Regions from separate parts of the Homo sapiens genome. Here region 2 is linked to region 1. Evidence: read pairs that join two places in POLR2A ChIA-PET (ENCODE). Cell type or tissue: PC-9. All regions are shown on one strand. Links, peaks and the distances in the headings refer to the core of each region. The heading gives the core; the rest is flanking DNA. Region 1 has its middle 46 kb from the start of POLD3. Region 2 holds the start of LOC124902715 (a long non-coding RNA gene).

What was found. ChIA-PET counts read pairs that join two places held together with the same protein. Peaks named below come from ENCODE experiments on the same cell type or tissue, not always from the same donor. Only the 100,000 strongest peaks of a DNase experiment are listed, where the experiment ranks them.
Region 2: POLR2A ChIA-PET joins it to region 1 with 5 read pairs; 2 of 35 experiments call an interaction of 5 or more read pairs at or near these places.

Annotation. Positions count from the first base shown.
Region 1 is chr11:74,540,362-74,552,965 of GRCh38, reverse strand. No RefSeq gene overlaps it. Among named protein-coding and RNA genes, the nearest start is that of POLD3, 46 kb to the left of the region's middle. In PC-9, for the core only: no CTCF peak of the experiment used is centred there; DNase peaks (open chromatin) are centred at 5,257, 6,035 and 8,755.
Region 2 is chr11:74,792,077-74,800,076 of GRCh38, reverse strand. The region is part of intron 2 of RNF169 (ring finger protein 169); the gene reads right to left. LOC124902715 (a long non-coding RNA gene) reads left to right here and starts at 5,107. Exons shown (of 3, transcript XR_007062779.1): 1 at 5,107-5,237. In PC-9, for the core only: no CTCF peak of the experiment used is centred there; no DNase peak of the experiment used is centred there.

The DNA of each region.
Region 1 (12,604 bases), core at 2,047-10,046:
ACGTGAAAAAGCAGGTTGCACAGTAATGTATATTGCACGCCCTTGTTTTTGTTTTACGAAAGAGAAAACAGCCAGGTGTGGTGTTGCATGCCTGTAGTTTCTGCTGTTGGGAAGGCTAAGGTAGAAGGATCCCTTGAGCCTGGGAGTTTGAAGCCAGCCTGGGAACATAGCAAGACCTGGTCTCTAAAAGAAATAAAATAAATTAAATTAAATTAAGGAAAAATAAGGCCTTTGTATGCTTATATTTTTGTATTAGTGAAAAAAAGTGTGACAAGTTACACAATATGGTGTTAATACTGGTTAACTGGGGCGTGGGCTGGGGAATGGTGATACGGGAGTGGTGAAGGTATTACAGGGAAGAAGGGAGAAATTAACATGTATTTTATATGTTAACTTTTTATTGTTCAACTTATTATAAAGAATATAAAATACTCTTCTAATAAAAAAAGTGTATTGGTCTGTTCTCATGTTGCTAATAAAGACATACTGGAGACTGGGTAATTTATAAAGAAAAAGAGGTTTAACGGACTCAGTTTCACATGGCTGGGGAGGCCTCATAATCACAGCGGATGGCAAAGGAGGAGCAAAGACCCGTCTAACATGGCGGCAGGCAAGAGGGCTTGTGCAGGGGAACTCCCATTTATGAAACCACCAGATCTTGGGACACTTACTACCACAAGAACAGTATGGGAGAAACCGCCCCCATGATTAAATTATCTCCACCTGGCCCCACCTTTGATATGTGGAGACTATTACAAGTCAAGGTGAGATTTGGAGGGGGACACAGCCAAACCATATCAGAAAGTATATTTAAAAATTAAACTAAAAAATAGCATAGGTTTGGCAGTCAGAAAAATGCAAGTTTGAATTCCCACTCTATCACTAACAAGCTTGGTAACTATAAATAACCTATTTAAACCTCTCTGAGCCTGTTTGTCATCTGTTAAAATAGGTGTAATACACCCCAGAGTTGTTTTGAGGATTAAATGACAGAATTTATTTAAGTGCTGAGCACATAGTAGGTCCTCAAATAAATGATAGCTATTATTATTCCCATTTAGGATTGGATTGACTTGGAGGAACCCTGAGCAAGTTAATGGCACCTTTCAGCAGTTGAGTCCCTTCAGAAACAGAATTCACACCAGACACTTTAACAGAGAGAATGTAATATAGGGAATTAGTTAAATAGGCACTAGAGGACTGAAAAAAGAGAGTAAGGAGATAACAGAGAGAATTACTATAAGCAGCTACCTCCCCCCAGGGGTGGGGGAATAAAGGGAAGAGGATAGGGTTGTCAAAACCTAGAAGCTTTGCATCTGGGCATGTTCTCAGAGAGCCTTCCTAAATCTGGAAACTGGCACCAACTGCTGTTGTCAAGGTGAATGGCCTTTGCTGGGGGTTGCTGACACGACAGGAGGCAAACAGAAGCAACAGATTCCCTCTCCCTCCGCCAGTGTTCCAGCTTTCTCTAGGGCCCTTTACAGCAGAGTCTAACGGGGCAAGGCTGGCAAAGGCAAAGTGTGGTTTACAAGTCCTAGCCCCAGCTTCTCAGAGTTTAGGCTCAGCTATAAAAGGTGTAGCTAAGAGACACTAGCACACTTACATCAAATCAGCTTTCTTTAACTGTTGTTCAACCATGAGTTAGAGGACAGCTGAGTGCCATGAAGGGGAAGGGCTGGAAGGAGCACCAGAGGTAGCAGTACTAACCCTCACCTTTATTTTCCAGGGCAATTCAGCCTGGACTCAAACTTGCATACTCCATTCTGCAAAACAAAAGCCGTTTGTTTGTCCAACCCCATCTCCTTAGGAAACTGCTGAGTGAACATTCATTGTTGTTCATTCTCATCTTTCATTATTCATCACAGTATTCCTTACAACAACTAGAGTACTCTGTCCCAGAAGAGTTCTGATATACACAATTTTGCCCACCTTGTTAAATTTCTAGCAATACTTTGGTACCCAGGGATGTTTTGGCATCTGTTATAAACTGGGGTCTTGGTCAGCTGCTCAGCTGACCTGCCCCTTCCTCCAGCTCAGATCCCCATTGTATGACCCTGGGCACGTCACTTCTTTTTTTTTGAGTCAGAGTCTCCTCTGTCGCCCAGGCTGGAGTGCAGTGGCATGATCGCAGCTCACTGCAGCCTCGATCTACTGATCTCAAGTGATCCCCCTACCTCAGCCTCCCAAGTAGCTGGCACTGCAGTCATGCTACCAGGTCTGGCTAATTAAAATTAAAAAAAAAATTCTTCAAGAGACAGGTTCTCTTGCCTAGGCTGGTCTCGTGGCCTCAAGCCCAGATTATAGATCTGACCCACCACACCCAACTTTTACTTTATGTCTTTGGTCCTCAGTTTCCCGTGGTATAAAATGAGAGCTTTAGGCTAGATTATCCCTAAAATTCCTCACAATTCCAGCATTCTATAATTTTGCCTATATTATAAACAAAATGAGTCATTGTGTTACAGGGAAGGGGTCCCAATCCAGACCCCAAGAGAGGGTTCTTGGATCTCAAGCAAGAAATAATTCAGGGTGAGTTTATAAAGTAAAAGCAAGTTTACTAGGAAAGTAAAGGAATAACGAATGGCTACTTTATAGACAGAGAAGCCCCAAGGGCTGCTGGTTGTCCATTTTTATGGTTATTTTTTGCTTATATGCTAAACAAGGAGTGGATTATTCATACCTTCCCTTTTTAGACCATATAGGGTAACTTCTTGACGTTGCCAATGGCATTTATAAACTGTGACAGCGCTGTTGGGAGTGTAGCAGTGAGGACGACCAGAGGTTACTCTTGTCGCCATCTTGGTTTTCATGGGTTTTGGCTGGCTTCTTTACTGGCAACCCGTTTTATTAGCAAGGTCTTTATGACCTGTATTTTGTGCCGACCTCCTATCTCATTCTGTGACTTAGAATGCCTAACAGTCTGGGAATGCAGCCCAGTAGGCTTCAGCTTTATTTTACCCAGCCCCTATTTAAGATGGAGTTGCTCTGGTTCACACTCCTCTGACAATGGCATTTGTTACAAAAAAAGATAATAAGCTAAAAATGAGTGTTCCAAAAAGTTAGATTTTTAATGACTTTGAGGCTAAAGTTAAGGCTTATTATACTATTATTATTACATTTAGGTTAAAACTGTACCTTGACATAAAGAATTTGATGCTTTGGCCCAACTCAGGTATGAAATATCAATTAACACTTATTAATGGCCTATTATGGGCTGTGTGCTGTACTCCATGTGCTGATCCAGAAGAAAGAGAAAATATCACCAAGCCTCAAGTCTGAGGAACTTGTAACCATAACAATAATTAACTGATAAGATGACAAAGCAAGTGATCAATACTTGAGTAATGTACCAACTTGTTCTGAAATGAAATTGGCTGGGTGCATTATAATGATGTTTATTGGTGCAGGAATAAGATTTTTCAAAGGAAATAAATGAGCTGAGTTCTTTAGAATTCCACATATGCTTCACTTATTTAAAAATGAAAAAAAAAATCTGGCGATTAACAAGGTAATGAAATTTGATAATATTGGACCAAAAAGACAATAACTGTGTTAGAGTCAGTGAAGAAAAACAAAATTCACACTTAGGACTGACCCACCAAGTTGAAATGCTGTGTGAAGTTATTAACTGCTTCCTTAAGTAATGTGTCTAATAGTGCTTGGGGCTAGATTATCAGGCTGAAAGGGTAGATTAATCCACTGCCCCCCACTAGTGCTATGCTCTAGAAATGTCTTTCTCCAAGAGTCCTAGTACCTCTGAGATTCCTTACTTCTTTTTTGAAACGGAGTCTCACTCTGTAGCCCAGGCTGGAGTGCAGTGGTGTGTTCTCAGCTCACTGCAACCTCTGCCTCCAGGGCTCAAGCAATTCCCCTGCCTCAGCCTCCCAAGTAGCTGGGATTACAGGCGCCCCCCCACGGTGCCTGGCTAATTTTTGTATTTTTAGTAAAGACGGTTTTGCCATGTTGGCCAGGCTGGTCTCGAACTCCTGACCTCAGGCCTCCCAAAGTGTTGTGATTACAGGTGTGAGCCACCGCGCCTGGCTGATTTTCCTTACCTCTGCCACTGGCCCTGCCTGAACACTCTTCTCATAACTTGTCTGAATACTTCTCAGCCTACACAGCCTAGCTTAAGCACCAGCATCTAGTGAAGTCTCTGGTGCATGAAATATTAGCATGTGTGAACTATCCTCTCTGCTGAATGGACAGAGCTGATTTTAACAATCTCTGACTATCTGTACCCCACCTCCTATAGCCTGTAATTACAGTCACCCGCAGGAACACCTCTCCATCACCTGGGAAGAATAAACACAATGCCTAGATCAACTGGGAGGGTGTGTGAATGCAGATCAGTCCCAGGAAACATTTGACCAATTGCATTTTCTCTCTCTCTGCCTCTCTTTGGTCTCCCTCCCTCTTCTCCCTAACCATTTTCTTGGTCTCTTTAAACTTCTACCTCCTTGTAGAACTCCCTCATCATGGAAGAGGAAGCACGAGATCTTTGAAAAGCTACACATCATTTGGAGACTCTTGCGTCCTTCAGCTCCTGCAGAATGAAACATCACATGACAAACCAAATCTTCTTTTAAAATATTAACTACTGGTCGGGTGTGGTGGCTCACGCCTGTAATCCCAGCACTTTGGGAGGCTGAGGCGGGCAGATCACCTGAGGTCAGAAGTTCAAGACCAGCCTGGCCAACATAGAGAAACCCCGTCCCTACTAAAAATACAAAAATTAGCCAGGCATGGTGGTGCATACTTGTAATCCCAGCTACTTGGGAGGCTGAGGCATAAGAATCACTTGAACCCAGGAGGCAGAAGTTGCAGTGAGCTGAGATGGCATGACTTCACTCCAGCCTGGGTGAAAGAGTGAAACTCCATTTCGTTTTTTTGTTTTGTTTTGAGACGGAGTCTCGCTCTGTCACCCAGGCTGGAGTGCAGTGGCACCATCTCGGCTCACTGCAAGCGCCGCCTCCCAGGTTCACACCATTCTCCTGCCTCAGCCTTCCGAGTAGCTGGGACTACAGGCACCCGCCACCACACCCGGCTAATTTTTTGCATTTTTAGTAGAGATAGGGTTTCACCGTGTTAACCAGGATGGTCTCAATTTCCTGACCTCCTGATCCACCCACGTTGGCCTCCCAAAGTGCTGGGATTACAGGCGTGAACCACCGCGCCAGGCTGTGAAACTCTATTTCTAAATAAATAAATAAGTAAATACCTACCACCCAAAACACAACTTCTTCATTGTGTCACTGTGCAAACAAAGTCTCTGTCTCCTTACTCCTTTCCAAAGACCACACTTCCTTGTTGAGACAAGAGAGAAAACCCAGATTTGCCCCTGTAGTAGGTTGACTAGTAGCCGCTAAAGATGTTAGATCCCAATCCTTGAAACCTGTAAATGTTATTTTATATGGAAACAGTGTCTTTGCAGGTGTAATTAAGTTAAGGATCTTGCAGTGAGGAGATTATCCTGGGTGGGCCCTAAATGTAATCACACGCATTACATATGACCTTGGCCTGACACCTTAATTTTGGCTGAGTGAAAATGATTTCAGATTTCTGACCAACAGAACCGTGTGAGAATAAATTTCTGGGTTTTTTGTTTGTTTGTTTTTAAAGAGATCAGGTCTTTCTCTGTCACACAGGCTGGAGTGCAGTGGTGCAATAATAGCTCACTGCAGCCTCAAACTCCACGGCTCAAGGGATCCTTCCACCTCAGCCTCTCAAGTAGTTAGGGCTACAGAGGTGCATCACCATGCTCAGGTAATTTTATTTTATTTTATTTATTTATTATTTTTTTTGCAGAGATGAAGGTCTCATTATGTTGTGCAGGCTGGTCTCAAACCCCTGGCCTCAAGCAATTCTCCTGCCTCTGCCTCCCAAAGCTCTGGGATTATGGGCATGAGCCACTGTGGCCCGGCCCATGACTTAACTCTAGTTGTAGTCCTTGTGGTTAGCAACAGAGGTGGGGCAGATCCAGAGGTGTATGGTAAGAACACCTGACAGCAATAACTTAAGCTTACCCTGAGAATGACCCTGTATGGCAAACACACCTGAATGTGTGTTCTGAGCTAGGGAATTGGGAAGTGGCCAAACCACAGACTCGTTTCTTGTCAATGAGGAACATTTGAGCCTCTGGCGCATCCCGTGGAACACGGGCTGTACAGGGGATCAAAGCATTGGGTTTAGGGTTAAATGAAGGTTGTCAGGTGGAGGTTGTTAGGGGGAGGGTACTAAGTGAACATGCTATAGAAACTGCAGGCCTTTTGCAAGCGGCTGCAATTCTCCCGCCCAGCCTACCACCACTGGACCTGTTCACCACCACTGGACCTGTTCTCTTGTCCAGCCCGCCGCTGCTGGACTCTCCCCTGTATGTAAGCCCCCAGTAAAACCCCATGTCTCATTTGCTGGCTCTGGGTCTCTTTTTTGGCCTCTTGAACCTGGTGCCATCCCCACTGGAGTTGATAGGGGTTTGGCACAACATGAGGGAGGCACATTTTATCTTGAGGGTCTGAGTTCTCTGCATTGCCTTCAAACAAGCGAGGGAGGTGGGGGTGCTAGCTCTTAAGAGGAGAAGGGCACAACTTCTGAATGCTCAGAGGATTTAGAGGAGTCTGGGAGTTCAAAATATACCCACATGTCCCCATCCTAAGTGCCAGAGTTCTACTAACCTTAGCGTATTGGACCTATCGTGGTCATTTAATTTTCTCTGGAGCTTGATGGCTGTATTAATTCCCAGCTCAGGTCTTCAGCTTTTTCTGCCTTCTTGCTGTAGGAATTGAAAGCCTCTTTGTAAGCTTTCACATTTGGCTTTCATTGCCTGTTAAATGCCTGCAGCTTTTTATTGTCTTTTTCTAACATATCCATGAATTTAGCAATAGTCACTCAATTCCATTATAGTCACTCGATTTCCATAATAGAAACAGTTAGTTTCTCCTATACCTCCCAAATGCTGAATACATTGAACCAGCTAGTGAATTCCCCTCCATGTCTAAAAAAACCCTAATTCATCACGGGTAAGAGGTTTTTGGTTTTTTTTCTTTTGAGACGGAGCGTCACTCTGCTGCCCAGGCTGGAGTGCAGTCGCGTGATCTCAGCTCACTGCAACTTCTGCCTCCTGGGTTCAAGCGATTCTCCTGCCTCAGCCCCCTGAGTAGCTGGGATTACAGGCATGCACCACCAGCACGCCCAGTTAGTTTTTGTATTTTTAGTAGAGAAAGGATTTCACCATGTTGGCCAGGCTGGTCTCAAACTTGTGACCTCAGGTGAACCACCTGCCTAGGCCTCCCAAAGTGCTGGGATTACAAGTGTGAACCACCGCACCCAGCCACTGGTAAGAGTTTTAACAACCTTGTGCCAGGTGTTGTCTCTGCTCCTTCTATCACCAGTGATGAGTTCCTTATGGCCAACAAGGTGGTGAGTGATCCAGGTTTAAAATCCCATCTTACCACCTGCATTTTTGGGTCATTCCTGGCACCAATTCCTTAGAAGGAAGAAACACTGAACAGAGGGAAAGCCTGAAAGCTATATAGGTCTGACAAAGCTTCAGCCAATCCATGGGGACCTCTGGAACATACATAACCCATCAGTGTTTCCCATGGTGGGCCAAAATGGCCAAACTTTTATACCCATGCCTTGCTCAGTCACCTCACATGAGCTGCTCCAAGAACGGCAAGGCCTTGGGTAAAGCAGCTCGCTAAGCAACTAGGGCAAATCCTAAAGGAGATGACAGCTAGAATTTGTCTGCTGGCAACACCCTCATCAATTAGGGCAACTAGTCCTCCTTGAAGAGGGATATAGTGCAGCATATTCGGGTCTACCGCAGATAACATGCCAGTCATTTTATACACATCATCTCATTTAATCCTTACAACAACTATCAGACATCCATAGTACAGATAAGGAAATTGAAGCTCAAAGAAGCTAAAGAACTTTCCCCAATAATTAGCTTCCAGAACAGGTATTAGAACCTATGTCCATCTTATTTCATACATTAATGTAGATTTCTGAAGAATATCTAATAGAGTGCTTGAAGAAGAAAAGGGTAATGTACCGATCAGGCTCACAACAGAAAATAGCACAATTAGGATAATTCAAGGATGCGTTTTTTCGGGTTTTGCTTTGTTTTTCACAAAGGGATGATTTTTTTTTCTTTGAGATGGAGTCTAGCTCTGTCACTAGGCTGGAGTGCAGTGGCACGATCTCAGCTCACTGCAACCTCTGCCTCCTGGGTTTCAGCGATTTTCCTGCCTCATCCTCCCGAGTAGCTGGGACTACAGGTGTGCGCCACCATGCTCAGCTAATTTTTGTATTTTTAGTAGAGACACGGTTTCACCATGTTGGCCAGGATGGTCTCAATCTCTTGACCTTGTGATCCACCTCTTGACCTCGTGATCTGCCTGCCTCAGCCTCCCAAAGTGTTGGGATCACAGGCGTGAGCCACCACACCTGGCCAGGGATGATTTTAAAGTGTCATGTTCTAACTGAGGTCTGAGGGGAGTTGGTGGACCAGTGGCGGGCAGCTGAAAGAACACTCAAGGAATCATATAGGGATTTTCGACATGGCTTTTTCTCTCTGGGCACAAGTGAGCTTGGGCACAAGCCATGGGTACAAGTGGTGGGCGCAAGCTGTATGTATAGCATCAGCTGGATAGTTACACCTTTTACAGACAATAATGGCTCTGAGCCAAGCAAGAGCACACCTGGTTACCTAATGTGCCTCACATGGCATGGTTACATAACGTGCAGAGTTGTGCACCTGTGCTCCAAACCTGCTGAGTCATGCTGTGCTGGAAGGCCACTTCAGCCTATTCCTGACTAAAGCAGAACCATTACCCTTATACTCCACCCCCAGGCCAAGGCCATCCTCCAGGAAGGGACAAGTGCCCAGAGACTGGACCCTTATACTCCACCCCCTAGGCCAAGGCCATCCTCCAGGCAGGGACACATGCCCAGAGACTGGAGCCCTGAATCCATAACCCACAACAACCACACGGAGAGCAATAGCTCACTACTAGGATCCCAGCTATGCTACTTTTGACTATTAGGGCCCAGCATAGGCTAGAGCCCAGGGATGCCCACCCTGCAGGGGGTTGTCAGTAAGGCTCCTGACTACCTTAATCTCCCGTGAGACTCCTTGCAGGGCTGCTGTTATGTTCTGCCAATTGTCAGGGATAAAGGTACCACACTGTGTTCCTAAAAGAGCACAGGTGCCTCCTTGGACAGCAGTCATTAAGTCTAAGGCCATTCAGTTTTGCAACACCACCTTTCTGATCTGATCAACCTCATCTGTTAACAGGAGGAGAGCCACTTGGGTGTGATTCAGAGCCCAAGCGGTGTGCTCTGCAAGAGCAGTAACTTGTGCTTCTACAGTTATGACACCCGCTCCAAGAACAGTCATTGCCAAGGGGTAGAACCACCAGGGGGCTTGTTGCACTGGCAAAAACTGAGAATGTAGTGCCTCCCCATTATTGGGATGGGCATCTGGGGAGAACAGTGGCAGGTACATAAGGCCACCCCTAGGTACAATATTCAGTCCAGTCCACTGGTAGGTAAGGACACCCTGTGTCACCACAGACCCATAAACTCCCAGGGGGCACAAAATCCATCGGGGCCTGATCTTGTCTACTTGCTACCTGGTTAAGGGCACTCGCTGTATCACTACTTGCTGTGTAACACTGGGTAGCGGTCTCCATTTAGGGTATGCCTGAGCACATGCTGGGCATTTCTGACAAGCCTCCCAAATATCTTGCATGGGCAGGGACAGACCCCAACACTTATTGACCTGTTGCATTAGTTTAACCCCAGTTTCCAGTGTAGCCACAAGGCCACATCTCAAGTAGGTGCTGTCTCTAACCATCAGACCTTGGCCAAAGCATCTGTCTCATCATTGCCAGGGGTGGCCAAAGGCATATGGCCTGACAGATGATAGTTACCTCTTTCTGATGACCCATTTCCCAGAGGTCTTGCCACATTGCTTAGCCCCATATGGTTCACTGGCCAACTAGCCACTTCTGTATTTTCCAGGTAGTTAACCACAAGGTTAAGCCTCGATAGACCTCCCAGCTATTGGTAAAGATTATCACAGGTGTCACCTCCTTGGTGATCACCATCCATACTGCTCTAAGTTCAGCCCATGGACTACTCTGTCCACATCCAGTTTCAAATCACATGGTGTCAGTACTAGGTTGGACCGCAAGAGTGGTCCAGGCAGCAGTATCATACCCCACTGGGTATGGGGGGACCCATCTGTGTATCATACCCATCTGTGTATCATACCCCATTGGGAATAGGGGGACGCCCTTCCTTAAATGGTGAAGGTTCAGGGTCTAAAGGTGCCTCAGGCCCCATGGCCTTGTCTTGCATTAGGACTACAGGTCCCAAGATCTCTTGCAACTCTACTGCTAAGGGACTTGTGCTCAGCGTACGCCACTGCTCCAAGTAGGCACCCCACTTTGCCAAAGTGGATGTCTGCACCGCCCCGTTTGGGAGGCTGTTATCCATGAACTCATCCATCCCGCTCTCGGGTAAGTTGTCCACACAACGACTGTAGCCCGTCCCCATCCTGCCATGCTCTCATGAGCCCGAAGGGCAGCATATGCAGTTACTAACTGCTTTCCCCATCCAGGGGGTTGTTATCCATGAACACACTCATTCCGCTATTGGGTAAGTTGTCTGCACAATGACTGTAGCCTGTCCTACCATGCTCTCATAAACCTGACGGGCAGCATATGCAGTTACTGACTACTTCTCTATCAATGAATACTGGAGCTCAACTCCTTTCCATAGTTGGGATGAAAAGCCTACTGGCGTTCTCAAGCTCTCCATGTGCTGCTATAGGCCCAGACAAAACTATCTGTGGTCACATGCACATCAAGTTTAAATAGGTGCCCCTGGTTAATTACCAGTAGGGCCTGTGCCTGCTGAATAGCCTGCTTGGCTGCCAGAAAGGCTGTCTCAGCCTCATCATCTTAATTCTAGGCAAGGGGAGCATTGCCACTTCTAAATCTGCAAGAGAATCAGAGGTTAGCATAATATCATTAACAAGACCATGACATATGGTGAGGCTCTGCATATAGCCCTCCGGCAGCACTGTGAAAGCCCACAGTCGCCTTCCCGTGAAGGTAAGCTGTTCCTGGCTTTTTGGAAAAGAATGCATTAGCCAAGTCCACCACACAGTGGTACGGTTCCAGTTCTATCATCAAACAGTCCATCAAATCCACGATTGATGGCATAGCTGCCAAGCTGTGTAAAACATCCACCCGCAGAATACATCTGCACTGGTGTCTACCAGCACCAGCACTTGCTGTACGTTGGTGGGGGACCAGTGAATTGCTAATTTCACATGTGGCCTCCTGTCATCCGGTGTTCCCCCAAGCCGGGCACCTCGGCCAGCTCCCTCATCAAACACAAAAGGCTTTACACCCCTGTCTGGCTGCAGCACATAGTCTTTGAGCTGAAGCACCCAGGTGGGACCAGGTCACGCAGCAGTGTCCTTCTTCCCCTTGGACATTTTCTGGAATTGCTGCTCTGGAGACAACTGTCTCCACAAAGTTAATAGTACTTCATTGGGCTGCTTATTAATTTTCTCTCAGTCAACCCCAGCCAAAATCAAATCTACCCACATCTGTAAGCGTGTCACTCAGTGGGACCCCCTTTCCTCCCATGGGGGGGCCCCCTGCGAGTGGGGCATCTTCTCCTTCTTTATGGTGCAAACCCAGACCAAGTGGGAGTCTCTCTGGCCAAGATGACGGACCCAGGATAGCATTCACAGCAGCTTCTAATTCCTTTTCCAAGCTCTGTGGCCAGGCCTCCAGGCACTCCGCCTATGCCTGGAGGTCCCTATTCATGGCAGCTTCTAACACTTCTGAGCTGCGTAACCAGGCCTTCTGGCACCTGGGAGGCCCTTACCTCTGCTGCATCCCTCAGGGACTGGGTGTGTACCTCTCATAGTGCAGTCAAAAACACCCATTCGACTCTGTCGGAAAGGCTCACCCCTTCTCAGTGCTCTGTGCTTCCAGATGCTTCAGCGCCTTCTCCATGCTCGCAGGGGGCCTATCTACCACTGCCCAGGTTTCCACTAGAGCCCATTTGAGCAGCACAGCTGCCACTGGGTACCACCATCCATGTTGCGGTCACATGGCCAACCTGGACTCAGTGGGGACCAAAGACTCACTCACTCTGGGATTGTGTTCGTGATGCCAATTGTCATGTTCTAACTGAGGTCTGAGGGGAGTCAGTGGACAAGTGGTGGCCAGCTGAAAGAACACTCAAGGAATCATAGCAAGTTTTCACATAGCATTTTCTCTGTCTCTCTGGATGCAAGCGAGCTTGGGCACCAACCTCGGTGTGAGCTGTGGGCACAAGCCAGGGGCAAAAGCCATATGTACAGTGTCAGCTGGGTAGTTATACCTTTTACAAACAATAGTGGCTCAGTCAAGCACGAGCACACGTGAGTGGTTACCTAAAGCGCCTCATGTGGTGTGGCTACATAACGTGCAGAGTTGTGTGCCTGCGCTCCAAACCTGTTTGAGTCATGCTGTGCCAAAAGGCTGCCTTGGCCTATTCCTGACTAAAGCGCAGCCATTCCCCTTACATAAAGGTA
Region 2 (8,000 bases), core at 1-8,000, 250 kb before region 1:
AAATATTGGCATATATGTGATATATTACAATATTTTCTATAATTCTATATAGCCATTAAAAATGTTGACATAGATCTATATTAATATGGAAAACTTCATACGAGATGCTAAATTTTAAAAGGGCAGTAAAAGTGGCATGCATAATGTGATCTAAAATCTATTTTTTAAAAAGTCTTAAGCTTAAATTTTTGATAAACATTTAAACATGTTTATTAAGTGGCAGGATTACTGGCGATTTTCCCTTTCTGCTTTAAAACTTTTTGATAACCTGAAGGTTTTTTCCCAATTAACAGAAATGCACAATTCTGCTTATGTTCATAAGCAGAAAAAAATAAAGCTATTCTAATTTATTAAAAGCTTCACTCATTACATATTTTAACAAAATATTTTATTTTATACTAGAGACAACAGTTGTAACAGCTTCTGGAAAATTCCTTAATTTGGCTTCCAAGTAGTAGTTAAGTGATTTTATTAATACTTAAACCATAAAAATAATTATACTAATATAGTAACCTTATAACTACTGATCCTGACCCTAAACAATAAGACGAGGAAAAACAGCACACTGCAGAAATAACCTGAGTAACCTGCTATTCTAATTGAATTTGATCGTGTTTTGAATGCTCCAAGTGTGTTCTTTTCTTTGAAAAGCACATTATTTGATAAAACTGTTTCTCCACATCTGGGTAGTTATAAATAGCAAAAGGAGACAACAACCATATCTAATGTTCTTGGATTCTGAACATCCTATAAATTAACTGTTCTTCCCTCATGTAGTTAAAATTTAAACATTCTATTGAGAATTTTTCCTTCTCCTTAATACCACACCTGTTACCTGTATATCTTAAAGATATACTATGAGATTCTATACTTATTTTCTGGTTCTAGAAAGAGATATGCTAGCACATGCTAAAAGTGGGCATTTCTTCAATTATATAACATTTCAAAAGAAAGAAGAAAAAATAGCAATAGTGTAGCAAAAAAAAAAAACCACTGGAAATCTTTTTTTTTTTTTCTTTTTTTGAGACGGGGTCTTGCTCTGTTGCTAAGGTGGGAGGGCAGGGATGCAATCACGACTCACTGCAGCCTCAACCTTCCAGGCTCAAGCAATCTCCCCAGCTCAGCCTCCTGAGTAGCTGAAACCACAAGCATGCACGACCATGCCCGGCTAATTTTTTAAAAAATTTTTTGTAGTGACGAGGTCTCACTACTATCAGGGAATCTGTCCCGATATTCATGTAGGTTCTTTTCCATTTTCCTTAAGCATCGGCCAGCTTGAGAAATAAAGGGACAGAGTACAAAAGAGAGAAATTTTAAAGATGGGCATCCAGGGGAAACATCACATGTCAGTAGGTTCCGTGATGCCCAAGCCGCAAAAACCAGCAAGTTTTTATTAGAGATTTTCAAAAGGGGAGGGAGTGTGTGAATAGGTGTGGGTGACAGACATCAAGTACTTAACAGGGTAATAGAATATCACAAGGCAAGTGGAGGCAGGGTGAGATTATAGGACCACAGGACCGAGGCGAAATTAAAATTGCTAATGAAGTTTCGGGTACCACTGTCATTGATAACATCTTATCAGGAGACAGGGTTTTGAGATCAACCGGTCTGATCAAAATTTATTAGGTGGGAATTTCCTCTTCCTAATAAGCCTGGGAGCGCTATGGGAGACTGAAGTCTATTGCATCTCTGCAGTCTCGACTATAAGAGATGACCACGCCCAGGGGGGCCAGTTCAGAGACCCACTCCCAGGTGGGTATTCTCTTTCTCAGGGATGTTCCGTGCTGAGAAAAAGAATTCAGCGATATTTTTCCCATTTGCTTTTGAAAGAAGAGAAATATGACTCTGTTCCACCCGGCTCACCAGTGGTCAGAGTTTAAGGTTATCTCTCGTTTCCTAAACATTGCTGTTATCTTGTTCTTTTTTTAGGGTGCCCAGATTTCATATTGTTTAAACACACATGCTCTACAACTTGTGCAGTTAATGCAATTATTACATGGTCCTGAGGCGACATACATCCTCCTCGGCTGACAGGATTAAGAGATTAAAGTAAAGACAGGCATGGGAAATCACAAGGGTATTGACTGGGGAAGTGATAAGTGTCCATGAAATCTTCGAAACTTATGTTTAGAGATTGCAGTAAAGACAGGCATAAGAAATTATAAAAGTATTAATTTGGGGAACTAATAAATGTCCGTAAAATCTTCACAATCCATGTTCTTCTGCCATGGCTTCAGCCGGTCCCTCCGTTTGGGGTCCCTGACTTCCCACAACACACTATATTGCCCAGGCTGGTCTCGAACTCCTGGGTTCAAATGATCCTTCTACCTCAGCCTCCGAAAGTGCTGGGATGTGAGCCACTGTGCCCAGCCAAATCCCCAGAAATCATAAAATATATCTAGCTGTATCATGAACCAGCCATATATACATCCTTCACAAGTCATTTCTAATAAGAGAAGGGGCTGTGAAACTAGATGATTAGAAATTCAATTAGATAAGTACTTGGTGAAGAGCTATGTGCAAGATATTATATTAGACACAGTGGAGTTAAAGAGACTAAAACAAACAGATCTATCTTGAAAGATTTATAATCGAATAAGAAAAAGCTTTTAAAAATAATCTGCTTGTTCTGTGGTATAACAACATATTTTAAACTTTCTAGATAAATAAAGCTACTTTTTAAATAAATAAATAAAAATAAGAAAAAGGCCAGCTCAACATTCAGTTCATGATACACTACACAGCCAAATGGATTTAAGTGCAATGTTCATTTTAATAAAGTACTTTATATTAATATTTTACAGTTCAAGGCAGTAAGTTAATAAAAGGAAACTTTAAAATGTAATTTCGAAGATAATTAGGTCCTAAAAGTTTACTTACCTTTAAAATATCCCTTCACAAGTTAATGACTGCCTTATAGAGCTACTAATCACTTCAGTAACCCATTGACTATATCTGACTAGTCTGTTCTCTGGCTAAGGACTAAAAAACTGCATGCTTACTACTTGAATAATTCAGCCCACAATGGGGAGAAAATACCCCTTGAAAATGAACCAGAAGGCCAGGGAAGGTGGTACGTGCCTGTAGCCCCACCTACTCAGCCAGCTGAGGCAGGAAGATTACTTGAGGCCAAGAGTTTCAGTCTGTAGTGTACACCTGTGAATAGCCAACGCATTCCAGCCTGGACAACATAGCAAGACCTCATTTACTTTTTTAAAAAGAGAACCAGAACGGAGGAAGAAAAAAAGAAAATGGATAGGTCGAGAAACCAATCCAAAGAAAGCCTAAGCCACTCATATGCTCCACAGAATAACTGAAAGCAGTTCACCTTTCCCAATGTAAAAACCAGGAAAATGAATAGTCTAGAAGCAAGGCTGCTTTTCCCCCACCTTCAATCTTTTCCCCCACCTTCAGTCTTTCAGAGTCCAATGATTCAAAGAAGACAAGACCATCCTGGATTATGTGTTTCCCAAATCAAAACAAAGCAACTATTATTGAACCATGAAGTCAAAGTTAAGCATCTAACAAGCAAAGCAGAAGAAATAATGGTGTATATAATAAGCTTAATTCAACCAATAAATAACATTTTTTAGAGATAAATCTATTTCAAAAGACAAAGATGGCTAAGTCTTATATAAACTGAAAACATTAAAAGATATCAATACTGAAGTAATATCTTCCTAGAATTTTTTCATTTCAACATGCATTAACTGCACATCCTTACATAACAAGAACCAATACTACAAAATCCTTTCCATTAAGATGTATATCCAGATGAAGGACTGAGCATGTGTTAATACTCTCCTTCCATTTAAAAACACCATAAAATGTCAGAAAACTTTTAATAGAATAAATATATAATAGAATGGAAAAACAACAACAAAAAAGCATGCCATTAGCAATCAAGATCACAAATACCCAAAAGATAGAACTGGTTTTCAGATTTAAGTCTTATAAACAAGAAATCACGGAAAACATACAAATGGTCGATTAACATAAATGCTACTGCTCTGTAGTAATCAAGGAAATGTAAATTAAAACAATGAGATATTTTAATCTAGCAGATAGTAAAATATCAAAACAATGAAAAAGGTTTGGCAAGGATTTGAGGAAAATGGACTCTATACTGTTGTCGAGAGAGTAAGTTGAAAAAGTCTTTTTAAAAGGCAATTTGTTAACATCCAACAAAACCATGTCTGCTTTATTTTTTATTTTTTTTGAGACAAGAGTCTTACTCTGTCACCCAGGATGGAGTGCAGTGATGCAATCACAGCTCACTTCAGTCTCGACCTCCTGGGCTCAAGCAATCCTCCTGCCTCAGCCTCCCGAGTAGCTAGGACTACAGGCATGTGCCACCATGTCCAACTAATTTATTTTTTGTAGAGATAGGGTCTCACTATATTGCTCAGGCTGGTCTCAAACTCCTGGGCTCAAGAGATCCTCCTGCCTCAGTCTCCCAAAGTGTTGGGATTATGGCCATGAGCCAATGTGCCCAGCCTCTTACCATTTCCCACTTTCACTTCTAAGAATTTAACTGAAGGGATTGTATTTGCCCACATATGTTTGTGGGTGCTCAGCACAGCATTCCTTTAAAACTGGGGGAAACGGGCTGGGCCTGTAATCCCAACACTTTAGGAGGCCCAGGAGGGAGGATTGCTTGAGCCCAGAGGTTCAAGTCCAGCCTGGGCAACACACTGGGCATGGTGGCATGTGCCTGTAATCTCAGCTACTTGGGAGGCTAAGGTGGGAGGATCACTTGAGCCCAGGAGACAAAGGCTACAGTGAGCTGAGATCACACTACTGCACTCCGGCCTGGGTGATAGAGTGAGACCCTGTCTCAAAAAAAAAAAAAAAAAAGAGTATCTACATTAAAAACATACACACCACCCCCCCACCCAAAAAAATATGCTGTTCAGTGGAAAAAGGAAGTCACCAAATAGATTGTATTATTTCTCAAAAATCCTTCCTTCCGGCCAAGCGTGGTGGCTCACACCTGTTATCCTGACACTTTGGGAGGAAGAGGCAGGAGGATTGTTTGAGCCCAGCAGTTCAAGACCAGCCTGGACAACACAGCAAGACCCTCATCTCTACAGAAATAAAAACTTTTCAAGTATCCAGTCATGGTGGTGTGCTCCTATACTTTCAGCTACTCAGGAAGCTGAGGCAAGTGGATCACTTAAGAGCCCAGGATCCAAGAGTGCAATGAGCTACGATTCCAACACTGCACTCCAGGCTGGGTAAGAGAGAGAGAATATCTCTCTTCAAACAAACAACCTAGCTTCTCTGAAGTATTTAGCCTTAGACTATAACACTCATGACCCCTCTCTGTCACTCTCCTTCATTCACAGAAAAACTTGGCACTTAAATTTTAATTTCTCTCCAACTACTCCAGTGATCATTCCTGAAGGTCTCAATATTGGCATACTCTCTCAGTTCCTTCACCTCCTCCTTAAATACATCTTTTTCTCCATCCTATTTCAGCTATCTACTCCATGGTCATACCCTAAACTTTGTGATATCCATAACTAAACTATCTCCCAAGGCTCACATTTAAGCCTTTTATATTGAGACCACCACTTCCTAGCTTTCCAGCTTTATTTATATATGCTAGCAATCCTACTTTTACAATTTTCACCATCAAAGTTTCCGATCCATTGACCCTACAACTAACTCTTTCACTATCACATCCTTCATGTCCTCAATTTTCCCCTTAACCTAGATCCATCATCCAAAACTGTAACAACTTCCTTGTATACACCTCCAAGTGCATCTACTGCATCTCTCCATCACACTTCTGACAAAATCCCAAGCCCAATTAAACCCAACATATTGCTTACTCTCAAAGTGTCCTAACTAGTCTTATTGCCATTGTTGTCCCAGGAGACAGAGGCAGCTAGTTGCCAATCCAATATCCATTTTCTCCTTCCTTACTAAGAGAACCCTGATTTTACTTAGAAAGTTAATGTTCCTAGCTAAAACACTATGCTTTCCAGCCTCCCTAGTAGCTAGAGGAGTCTGTGATATCCCCAGTGCCTAGCACATACTAGGGGCACAATAAATATTTCATTAACCAATGAATATATATATATCATGATCTCATTTATACAGAAGACTAAAGTGTTTATGTATGTGTCTGCATGCATAAGTAAGCATATAAGGGGTCTAAGATAAACACTAAACTATTGATTCTAGGTACTTCTGGGAAGGACAGTGGGAAGAAAGGTAAAAAGGGACTTTCATATTTTGCTCTAATCATTTTTGCGTTATTTTTCTTATGTTAAAAAAAGACAACTAACTACAACACATGCAGAAAGAAAAAAATCTAAATATATTTAGAAATATAAGCTTATTCACAGAATGATAAAATTTAGAAACTCATAGTGACCTCAGTAAGCATACCAACTCAAAAGCCTCTGGCTAGAAAGGATGTTAAGAACACAGCTCCCTGTCCTTAGTAGGCCCCTCAGTCTTGGTTCAGTACTGTTCTACAGTAGTCCCTTACCCCAGCCTGGTGTGTTCCCAAATCTCCCACAGGTAATAGAATCTAGGATTTTTAAATAAAGTAATACCTTTTAAAAGAACTAGAATTAGAGGAATAAAAATTCTTGTTAACTTTTTACAGCCTTTATAGAGGTTTTTACTGTCACTTAAAGTAATAGAGTATACTAAGTGAAAAGTATATTAGTAGCATATCACACATCAAATTAGTAATAATGAGTTGTGTAGAATTAATTTCCACTTATCTTCCTTTGCTCAGTAGAAACTTTTGAAGATCTACTGAGATCTGTTTTAGAAATCACTATATCACTTCAATAAAATCCTTCATTCCCATTTACTGCTAATCCCTGTTCCCATACCCTATCCCAATCGACCACTAATCTACTATCTGTCACTACTATTTGTCTATTCTGGCCATTTTCTATAAATGGAATCACAACATATAATCTCTTAGATCTGGCTTCTTTCACTTACCATCTTTTTGAGGTTCACCCATGTGGTAGCATGTATCAGTGGTTCACTCCTTTTTATTGCTGAATAGTATGCCATTGTATGGATATGCCATACTAGTGCCTTTTAATGTTATGGCTTAGACTTCCATTTTCCAGGTTGTACAATGGATGTAGGATAACTTGGGTACTTGGGGTGGGTGAGATGGACCGGTAGCTAACTTTTATTTAAGCCAAATGATATAGATGAGTGTTTCTCAAATCCAATCCAGTTTATACACAATGAGATTATCCTAGCTTCACTCAAAAACATTATGGCATCAGCCCCTTTTAAAACCACTGTCCCATACCTCTCCTCTAACAGGAACACAAATGACAGTTCCTCAAGGTTTCCTTCTCTCTCCCAAGGTTTATAAAAACCCCTACTCTTGCCAGGCATGGTGGCTCACACCTGTAATCCCAGCACTTTGGGAGGCAGAGGCAGGTGAATCACGAAGTCAGGAGTTCGAGACCAGCCTGGCCAACATAATGAAACCCCCTCTCTACTCACAAATACAAAATTTAGCTGGGCATGGTGGCACACGCCTGTAGTCCCAGCTACTTGGGAGGCTGAGGCAGGAGAATCACTTGAACCTAGGAGGCAGAGGTTGTGGTGAGCCAAGACTGCACCGCTGCACTCCAGCCTGGGCAACAGAGCAAGACTCCGTTTCAAAAAAAAAAGAAACCCTACTCTTACTATGTCTTTTGCTTCACCTCCTTTTTCTACCTCCTACTCCTTGTTTTCTCTAAGATTACCTTCCAGCTGATAGCTTCAAAATTTCCACATTTTCAAAATGTCTAAAAAGATCTATTAGAAGTAAATATTGTATGTGTACATTCTGAAATTTTATTTAAGAACCTGTTCTTTTTATGTGGTCCCTGAAAATAATTTTTCAACAGAAAAAAAAACTTTGTAAGTAGTTTTAAAAGAGACAAAAACCTCACAATGCCAATATAAATGAAGCACGAAGATTCAGGTCAACATCTGACACCCTCATTTACAAGCAAAGATCA